Linked DNA regions of Mus musculus: region 1 is linked to region 2. The links are chromatin loops, found by intact Hi-C in ENCODE. Cell type or tissue: left cerebral cortex. All regions are shown on one strand.

What was found. Hi-C counts contacts between places; a loop is a spot of excess contacts. Peaks named below come from ENCODE experiments on the same cell type or tissue, not always from the same donor. Only the 100,000 strongest peaks of a DNase experiment are listed, where the experiment ranks them.
Region 1: it touches region 2 in a loop (4-fold over the local background); 1 of 42 quality-filtered maps calls a loop at or near these places.

Annotation. Positions count from the first base shown.
Region 1 is chr8:70,756,179-70,761,178 of GRCm38, forward strand. It overlaps Rab3a (RAB3A, member RAS oncogene family), which reads left to right. Exons shown (of 5, transcript NM_009001.7): 3 at 269-387; 4 at 960-1,084; 5 at 1,720-2,430. The coding sequence ends at 1,910. It overlaps Mpv17l2 (MPV17 mitochondrial membrane protein-like 2), which reads right to left and starts at 4,743. Exons shown (of 5, transcript NM_183170.2): 1 at 4,542-4,743; 2 at 4,190-4,360; 3 at 3,213-3,289; 4 at 2,931-3,059; 5 at 2,471-2,846. The coding sequence starts at 4,728. The coding sequence ends at 2,808. It overlaps 6330537M06Rik (a long non-coding RNA gene), which reads left to right and starts at 4,937. Exons shown (of 2, transcript XR_003947402.1): 1 at 4,937-5,000. In left cerebral cortex, a CTCF peak has its summit at 1,423; DNase peaks (open chromatin) are centred at 1,471, 2,317, 2,665, 2,827 and 4 more places; H3K4me3 peaks cover 1,701 bases; H3K27ac peaks cover 1,149 bases.
Region 2 is chr8:70,860,984-70,865,983 of GRCm38, forward strand. It overlaps a transcript of Kcnn1 not described here. Among named protein-coding and RNA genes, the nearest start is that of Kcnn1, 6.5 kb to the left of the region's middle. In left cerebral cortex, a CTCF peak has its summit at 2,541; DNase peaks (open chromatin) are centred at 3,140, 3,990, 4,208 and 4,812; H3K4me3 peaks cover 3,020 bases; H3K27ac peaks cover 1,416 bases.

The DNA of each region.
Region 1 (5,000 bases), 100 kb before region 2:
CTCCATCCCAGTATGAGCTTCCCGTTTTCCTAAGTCCCGAGCATCCCCACTCATCTTCTAGCATAGTGTGGCACAGGGCATTCAGGCAGCACCCAGTACATGTTTGTTGAGTGACTAAGTGGCCTTGCAGTGACCCATTTGGGTCACTGTCTGCTTTTCCTGACCCACTGTCCCCGGGCCTCAAAGTGGTTGCTGGACAACCTTGGAGCACGTTTTTCTCTCGGGGGCTGCTGCGAGGTCCCTTCTGACCTATCCCTCTTTTCCCCAGGACACAGCAGGGCAAGAGCGGTACCGCACCATCACCACAGCCTATTACCGAGGCGCCATGGGCTTCATCCTAATGTATGACATCACCAATGAGGAGTCATTTAATGCAGTGCAGGACTGGTGAGCAGCCCACCTACTCAGAAAACACAAGGCTGGGATTGGAGGTGACTTAGCTAAGCTTAGCTAAGCTTAGTTGGTAGGGTGCCTGCTTGGCCAGGACAAAGCCTTGGGTTCGTCCCCAGCATGGCCAAAAGACAACCAAGAGTAGGCCTCTGGTGGGACAAGCCATGTGGCTGTTCCCAAGGCTTGAGGTTGTGGAAGCACACAAGGTAACCAGTGAGTAGACAAGGAACCTCCCACTGATCTCTACCCAGGTAGCCCAGGCAGGAGAACCACGTTAGCTCACTTGTCTGAGGTCAAGTGATTCTCTGGCCAAGCGCTTACCTCAAATGTATGAGAACCTGGATTCCAGCCACAGCACCAAAAATTAACTCCCCCAGGTCTTGACATTTGGTGTAGTGGACACCGGCCCATCTTCCCAGCTTTGGGAAGATGGAGAGGTCTGAGTGAGATAGGCTGGACTCAGTTACCAAGGGGCAGTGGTCTCTCCTGCAAGGGCTAGACACAGGCAGAGACTCGGGGATGGGGCCAGGTCCTCCGGCTTCCTCTTCAGCCTCTGGCTGTCTCTGCAGGTCCACTCAGATCAAAACTTACTCGTGGGACAATGCCCAGGTGCTGCTGGTGGGAAACAAGTGTGACATGGAAGATGAGCGAGTGGTGTCCTCAGAGCGTGGCCGGCAGCTGGCTGACCACCTGGGTGAGTACTGAGGACTGTGGCCCTTACCAGGCTGGACCAGAGACCTGGATACCTGATAGCTACACACCCAGTGTCTCACTGATCAGGACATGGGCTTGAATCCAGGGGGTTTGCACTTGAGAAAACTAGGCCTTATCCAGGAGGCTTTACCATGGGTCTTGATGGACATGGAGGTGCTTGCCATGTTGGCTGTCAGCTGTCAGCCATGAGCTACCTTCAAGGTACTGGGCCTGTGAAGTTTTCGAACTAGAAAGAGAAATGGGTGGAAGAGGCTAAGCCTGGCTTCCCGGAGCAGGCACAACATGCCTGTATGGGAAGGTTGGTATAGGCAGAGTCGTGACAGTGGTGCGTGATCGCCCCTTAGAGGAACTGTGGCTGTCACTGCAGGCTGAGCTGACAAGAAACCAGGCCATGGAGGTTGTAGGTCTCTGGAAAGGGACTTGGAGCCTGGCTGGGTGGCAGATGGAAGGGATGTCTCACTAGGGTGCTTAAGATTATCCCAAGGGATGGGTAGTAATGGATGGCTCACCCAGACCAGTGTGGCCTCCCTGGGAGGGACCCTTCAGTGCGAGGGCCTGTGTGAGTGCGTCTGGAGCCTACAGCTCTGTTGCCACCCCTCCATTTCCCCAATATAGGCTTTGAGTTCTTTGAGGCCAGCGCCAAGGACAACATTAATGTCAAGCAGACGTTTGAACGTCTGGTGGACGTGATCTGTGAGAAGATGTCAGAGTCCCTGGATACTGCAGACCCTGCGGTCACCGGTGCCAAGCAGGGCCCGCAGCTCACCGACCAGCAGGCGCCACCTCATCAGGATTGTGCCTGCTGAGCCACTTCCCTTCCCTGCTGCCAGGGGCACGTCCCCCATCCCCGACTACCCTATTTATTATTGTAGCTATTTATTTATTTATTGAGGATGTGCCCCGAGCGCACCCCCTTCCCACCCTGTACATAGCTCCACCCAGCTCGGCCGTGGTGTATTGTGGTCACTGCTGCTCCCTCTCCTTTACCCCCCACCCCCATTTTGTTTTTGTAAACCATCCCGTCCACAGTTGTCAGTTGTGAAGAGGGGACCAGATGTCACTCTGCAGCAGGCTGATGGAAGATGGCGGGGCCTGCCAACCCCGAGGCTGGGGGATCGCCATATGGACCACCTGGTTGACAGACGGCTTCTTGCTTGCCTGGGCCTTCTGCCTTATACTTTGGGATAAATGGGGTGTAGGGGATATATTCACTACTTTGGGATACCCCCAAACCTGTTCTGACGTCGTGAGTGTCAAATGTGTCCCACTCCTCCCTAGAAGTTATGAACACTACACACAGTCAATAAAGCGAATGGACCTTGCTGAGTCTGCTGGCCCAGCCCCTGAACCCACCCACACGCAGTCCTTGACATTAAAGAGAATTTAATGAATTTCCGCACCCTGCCCAGCCTTGCATCAAGTTTTCTGAGGCCAAACCAGACCCCACTTCAAGGCTGTGGAGGGTGTCCAGGCAGACAGAGGGCTTCATGGTCCCACTGGAAAACCGGGAGGGGTTGGGGGGAGGGCGGACAGCCTGTGCTGGCGTCTGTTCTACATGGGAACAGTCTCTGGTGGACTCAAGGGACTGCTGGTCCAGGGGCAGTCAGCCTGGGTTTTGGACATGGCCCAGAGCTTTTTGACCAGCTTCGGTAATCTCCTGTGGGAGTGTATCCATCGGCCAACTCATCTGCCAGGCTTCAGTTTCAGTCTGCACAGCCCGGAGTCTGAAGGGGTTCAGGGACCTGTCCGCAGCAGAGGGACAGTCAAACAGGAATAGGCCGGAACCCACGCCCTCCCACACTCCCACACCATGGAGTTGAGCTCACCCAGTACTTCAGATAGGACAGGTATGTGTCCCAGCCCAGTGTCAGCCCATTGATATAGGTGACTCGGAAATGAGAAGGGATGAAGAGGAAGTTCACTAGCTGGGCAGCTGGCCACACACACCAGTCGGCCTGTGGAAAAGTGGGAGGGCCACTGTGAGAGGGGGGGCGGCTACGAGGGGCGGGGCTTGAAAAGTGGGTGGGGGCCAAGGCCTTGGGTGTGGGTCTGGAAGGTAAAGAGGGGGGGTGGAGCCATGTTGAGAGAGCCCACGTGGGCACGCCCACCTTGTAGAAGTCCCAGAATTTGGCCCGCAGCTCCTGGCAGCTCTCCTCTAGTGTCTGACCCTCCAGGCTGCCAAGGCCTGGGAAGAAGACCAAGAAGTAGTTATAAAGGCTGAGGTGGCTGCAAGGCAGAAGCAGGGCAGGTCTCAGGCAGAGCAGCAGGCAGGTCCAGGAAAATGAGAGGTTGGTGTGAGGGAGCCTGAGTTACTTATGAAAACATAAATGCGTGAGCCTAGATCACGAGCCCCATCGCTGTGTTAACAGGTACCTTTGTCAATTTGACTTAGCCTAGAGTTATCGGATAGTCTCCGGGGGCTGTCTACATGCATTGGCCTGTGGGATGCTTGTATAGGCTTATGTAATTAAGTTAGTTGATGTGGGAAGACCCAGGGTCCTGGACTGCTCATGAGTGGTAAAATAGTCTGAACAAAGCAAGAAATCATGCAGTTCTCTCTGGCTGAGATGTGACTAGCTGTGTATAGTTCCTGCCTGGTTTCCCCACAACTGTGGCTGAAAAACCCTTTCTGGCCCAGACTCCTTTTGGTTAGGATTTTAGAAAGTTGGGAGTGGTGACACACATTAATGCTAGCACTCAGGGAGGCGAGGCAGGCACAATCAGCCTGGTCTACAAAGAGATGTTCAGGCCAGTTGGGACTACATGTGAGTCTCTGTCTCAAAATGGGGACAGGAAACTGGGCTACTGACCAGTTGGTAGCAAACTCAAGGCAGCGAGAGTACATGATGCCTCCTAGAACAAAGCAATCCCAGTACTCGGGAGGCAGAGGCAGGTGGATCTATGTGAGTTTGACACCAGCCTGGTCTTCAGAGCAAGTTCCTCCAGGGCAGCAAGGTCTACACAAAGAAACCTTGGGGGGGGGGAGGGAAAAAATAGAAGAGAAGCCCCGTCAGCACTCCCCTAAGCACAAACCAGGCTCTGCCCATCACAACTTCTGAGTTCTCAAAGTCCTGCTGCTCCTTACCCAGGAAGTACCAGACGCCCAGAATGGGAGATGCCACCGTTTGATCCACTAGCACCTTCTTCATCACACTCGGGAGGCTTCGTAGGCCCGACGCGGGGAGGAGGCGGTCCAACCACAGATACCAGAAGTGTAGGAAGGGGCCCATGCTGCAGCCCACGGCGAACATGCTGGCTGCGGGACAGGGAGAGTCAATGGCAGAACCTCCTGGCGAGGTGCAGAGAGACTGACAGGACCCATCAGAGTGGGTGCCAGGTCCCAGAGTGATTGACAGGCCCCAGGAAGGTGGGTGCCCGGTCCAGGTGACCGCTCGGTCTCTGGGGGTCCCTCTCGTTCGCGCACAGGTCCCTCTCACCTGAGCGCCGCGCGCTGAATCTCTGTCCAGGCCGCGCGCGCACTTCCCAGACCTGTCGCGCGCCATCGCCCGCGGCCATGAGCACGCCGCAGCCCAGTGTGTTGGTGAGGAGCAGCGCGCGGCCCTGGAACAGCGGGCGCCCCGCAGCCAACGCCTTGCGAGCCCAGCGCCAGCCTCCCAGAGCCATCGCCGCTACAGACACCAGGGAGCCGCGGCAGCCGAGCGCCGGGCCCGCGCCAATCACATGCCCCGCCGAAGAACCGCCCTATTCAGAACGGACCAATCCAAAACCCCAAAGCTCCGCCTCTCAAAGGAAGTGACCAATCGTCCTCAAGCGTTGCGGCAGGCCGCTCACGCCGAACACGGGAAGTCCTATTTTGCTTTACCCACTTTTCTGCTCTCAGCGGACCAATGGGCAAGCGCACATGAGTCTCGCGGGCCTCCCACCCCTGAGCCGAG
Region 2 (5,000 bases):
TTATTTATTGTTTATTTATTTGTTATCCTGTATGTGTCTATGTGTGTCTGTGTCTCTTTATCTTTGTCTCTCTCTGTACTTAAGTTTCTCCTCTGTGTGTGTGTGTTTTTCTTTGTCTGTCACTCTCTTTCACTCTGTGTGCATACATTCGTGTCTCTCTCCCTCTGTTTCTCTGTCTCTCTGTCTCTCTGTCTCTCTGTCTCTCTCTGTCTCTCTCTGTCTCTCTCTGTCTCTCTGTCTCTCTGTCTCTCTCTCTCTCTCTCTGTGTGTGTGTGTGTGTGTGTGTGTGTGTGTGTGTGTGTGTGTGTGTGTGTGTGTGTGTGGTGTCCCTGAGCAGTCCAGAGGGTATCAGGTGTCTGTGGATCACTCTTGGATTTATACCCTTGACACAGGGTTTCTCACTCACTTGGAGATGGGCTGGCAGCCATCAACCCTGCCATGCTCCTGCCTCCACTCTGTACAGTGCTGAGGTTCCAGGCACAGGCCTGGCCACACCCTGCCTGCTTTCCAGTGTGAATGCTGCGTGCAGATCCACACTTAGGTCCCCTTGCTTACACAGCAGTCCTCCCGCCGAGTTAGGACCAAAGTATCAGGCCCAGGCTGCCCTCCACCCCCAGCTCAGGCCTGGCAATCATCAATTCTCCTACCCCACACCAGGGGGTACCGGGGCAGGTGACTCACCCTGGGGTCCAAGGGGCTCTGGAAACCACCAACCTGAGGCCGCTGCTCTTCCGTGTCTTGAAGTTGCCCTCAGACGTGGGATGGCCCTGCCCTTGGCTCTTCTCCACACCTGTAAGGATCAGACATGGGAACCAGATCGGAAAGGCCCACAGGGTTCCTTCTCTTGTTTTGGTTTGCTTTTGGTTTCTGAGACAGGGTCTCTGTGTAGCACTGGCTGTCCTGGAACTCTTGCTGTAAACCAGGCTCGCCTTGAACTCAGAGATCAAGCGTGGCTCTGGCTTGTTTTGTGATTGCTGGGACTAAAGGGTGTGTGCCCCGACCAGGCTGAAGGTCTGCGGACCTCAGGGTTCTTTAAGATTAGTGGCTTTGGCGACTGTGAGACCCACAGCTGTGAGTCCAGAATTTGAGGCTGCTGTTCCACACACCACTTCCCCTCCACCTCCTGGTTTTCTTCCTTGCTTTCCGTTGTGAACTTAAACGTGACTCTTCTCTTTTCACAGGACCTGGGCAAGGGGCAGTGGTTACGGGTAGTGGTGGGGTGGTGGCCCAGGAGAGCTGACAGTGGCTGGGGAGGGCAGGGGCTGCCAAGGTCACTCTGTTGGCCTCCTCCAGACACCTGCCTACTAGGTGATCCACAGGATCTGGGACTGGGCTCGGCCAGCCAGCTAGATCATGGCCCTGAAATGAGTCCCGGGGATCCTAACTTAACCTCCCCCTAGTTTCTGGGCACCAGATTGAGGGGCTTCACACCCCATGCTCAGGGATGATGCAAAAAACCCAGACAGGACCCCACCCAGGGGTTGTGGGGTTCTGGACTACTCTGCCCCTGCCTTGCTGGGTGACCTTGGGTGAGTACTAGCCTTCTCTGGACCCCCCCAGTTACCCACCGCAGGGGGTGGCTGACTGAGAAAGCCAGAGGAAAAGCCTGAGGGTCTAGCAGGTCAGCTCGAAGCTCCTGCCGGCCATCTCTGGAGGGAATCCCCGCCAAACATGAGGACCAATGCCTTAAGGAAGGAGCCATGGGGAATAGCGAGGAGGAGGAGGAGGACTGCCACTCTGAGTGACTGGCAGTCCCCAGGTCCCCAACCTCACCTGAAACTGAGCCCCTTTCGCCCAGGGACTCAGGGTTCGTTCTGGGGCAGAGTCTCTGCTCCGGATTGTCTGGGGAAGATGAAGGGACATCCCGCGGTTCCCGCAGGTCTCCCAAACATCGGTAGACTTAGTGAAACCCGGCAAAGAGACACCCCCACCTCATCACCACCCCCTTCTGCCTGTTAACTCACCAGTAGTCTCCAGCCGCAGCTGCTGGAGTCCCTGCGTCCCGGCCCGAGAGCAAAACCAAGTGAGTAAGCAGACGGGCAAGGGCGTGGGAACAGAGGTGCGCGCGCCGCTGCAGCGCGGACCCCCCACCCGCGCGGCCCGCTGGGGACGGTCAGGTGTCCCCTCCGCGGCGGCACCCAGCGCGCTCCCCGCCGAGGCCGAGGACAGTGACCGAGGACACGCCAAGGGCTGGGGCGATCCTTGGTGTCCGCTGGCTTTACGCGCGCAGTTTTCAGACGGGGAAACTGAGGCTGCGACAAAGACCAGGGATCCTTGTCCTTCAACCCAGTCAGGTGCAGCAGCTGTCGCCTCCCACAGGGAAATGCACTCCAGCGAGAAGCTGAGCCTGGGGCAGGGAAGGGTCGAGAGGGAGAGACGCCGGGAGACTCCAGCAGCTGATGACGCGGCCCAGGCTGGAAGGTCCTGGTTTGGGGGCGAGGGGTGGGGTGACCAGAGAGGCAGGAAGAGAAAACTTCTCTGTCCCTGTGTCTGGCTGGAAGGTGCCGCTCACGCAGCTGGAGTCCCCCCTGCGCCCCTAACGGCGGATGCAGGGGTGGCGGGACCGTGAAGGTCAAAATACCCAGCCAGAACAATGAGCCTCCTGGGGTCTGGAGTGCTCAAGGAGCGGGAAAGCAGAGCCTGGGTCTGGAGAGGGTCCGAGACCCTTGTGGTGATCTTGGCTAGACCCAAGACTCAGTTTCTCCAGTCCATTCTGAGGTGGCTCTCCAAAACTGAATTTGTGGGCTGCTGGCTCTGTCCTGCTTTGTCCTCTAAGTGTCGACCCCCCCCCCAACCCCCTTCTCAGCCCTTCCCTCCTAGCCCCACCCCTGAGCACCCACCCACCTTCTGCCACGGTCTGAGACAGGGGGATTTCCTCCTGGGAGTCTGGAGGCCTTTAAGAGTTTCCATCATTTTTGTTGTTGTTATTTTTGTTTTTGTATTTTTTCTTCCATATGTTCTAAAAATAGCCGTCCCCCCTCGCCAGTCCCCCAGCCCCGCAGCACTTCGTGAGCAGCGCCGCGCTCCCGCGGTGGCCGGGGATTCCTCGGACGGGCGGGGCTGGGATGCACCCGCGACCGGCGCGGGTTGCGAGCGCCCCTCCCACCGCGGAGCCGCGGGCGGGCGGTGAGAAACAAGACAGAAAGGAGGACTTCTGGGTCTGCAGAACAGAGCTCGAGGGAGGGACGACAAAGGATTCCCTTCGTTGTGGGGAACCCTGAACCTTATATCGCCCTGAGTGGAGTCCTCGACCCGCGATTCTTAGACTCACTACAATCCCTGCCTCATGAAACACCTTGACAGCCTGGTGACAGGTCACATTCCTGTCCCGCACGTCTCTCCTGTCTCTCCTTGCAAGCGAGGAGACCAACTGGACTTTTCCCAGCCCCATAGTCTTTCACAGACCCTCTGGGTGACCCCTGACCAAACCCAGCGTCCCTCAGAACCGGGCCAGCTTCGGGAGCATCTGGACTCTTTGACCAGCTCTGCCGTGTGCCAACTACTCTCACCTCTCATTCACAACCTGAAGGTGATCCCCGACAGGCGTCCCTACTGGCCACCTCGCCCGGGTTTCAGGTCACCGACTCCCTCCATTCTTGATACATTCATCTCCTTCCCAAGGAGAAAGAGGAGCCTAAAGACTCTTAGGGAGCCGGAAGAAAGCTGCAATTAGGGCGAGTCCACCTCAAATAAAGGTGCCAGAGAAGGGGGGCTGTGCACAGATACTTCAGAAGGACCTTTGGACCCAGCACAGAAGTCCTTAATGACTTCTGCAGGGCATCCCCAAAACTTCAGTAACTTCAGTGGGGCTGCCCCGCCGCTGGGGACCGAATACAGTGTGTGTTCAGGGTGACCGCTGAGACCTGACCTTTCTTGCGACTCATTGTTCCCATAGCCTCGTGTGTCACACGCTCTCTCTACAAAGGATGGACGAAAGCTTTGTACTAAGGACAAAGGCGCAAGGAAGGCGTCTGCACCCTAAAGAGAGTGGCACTGCGGTTACGACAGGAGACTGTCCCTCTGGACACTGCCACGCACCTCTGAGTGATGCGGACAGAGAGGCACTGGGTGGGCCCTGGGTCCTGGAGGACACCAAAGGCGCAGCCCCGGGGCCAGACACCGGGTTGAACAGCGCAGAGCTACGCGAGGGCGCCACGTCTTTGCCCATACACTCTGGGCTGGAATTATGGCACCAGGATTTGGGAGAGGCTCGAGACCCGGGGAAGAGAAGTGGGAAAGGGGAGAGACTGGGGAGATGGTTGAGGATGGAGAGTTGCAGGGGGAGGGGGAAATGAGGAGTAGGGGGAGCCAAATTATGGCTGCAGGCTTTATGCCGCGTGATCTATTTTTTATTTTTTTCACAAGGGCTCACGGAGCCCACGTTGGCCTTGAACTCCTAATTCTCCTGCCTCCACTAGGTGTTGGTATAACAGGTGTGGCAAACCGTGCAGGGCTGACCCGGCTCTTCTCTACAGCAGCGCGCCGGTCCCTTTGTCCTCGTCACCCCCGCGGTGCTAAAGGGGAACCCCCCAGCCCTGATGGCGCATGCGCACATCTGCCCGGCTTCCCTGTAGCCCTCACTCTGCAGCTCCCGCACGGTTGCCATGGCGACCGCGAGGGCCGAAACCTGGGGAAGACCCCGCCAGCAGCCCTCCCCCACCGCCCTCGCCAGGAGCTCCTCCCTTGTTCGAGCCGATTACCCCGGACTGCGTGGGCGCTAGGGCGGTGGAGGATTCCCCTAGTCCCCTGGGACGCGCAGTGGCTGGCGCATGCGCGCGGGTTAACACTCTCTCCCCGCCCCCCACAGGGAAAGCCCAAGTGAAGGAAACAAAGTACTCCGCACATGCGCAGCGTGTGACTCTTAGGCCCGCCTGGTATCCTTGGCAACTGCGGGGAACTCCCTTCTAGCAACCCCTCTCCGAGTCAGGGATTTCCCCGCTGCTAGTGCGCAGGCGCGGGCTGGGATTCCGAGAGATGGGGCTTTTCTACAGAACAAAGGT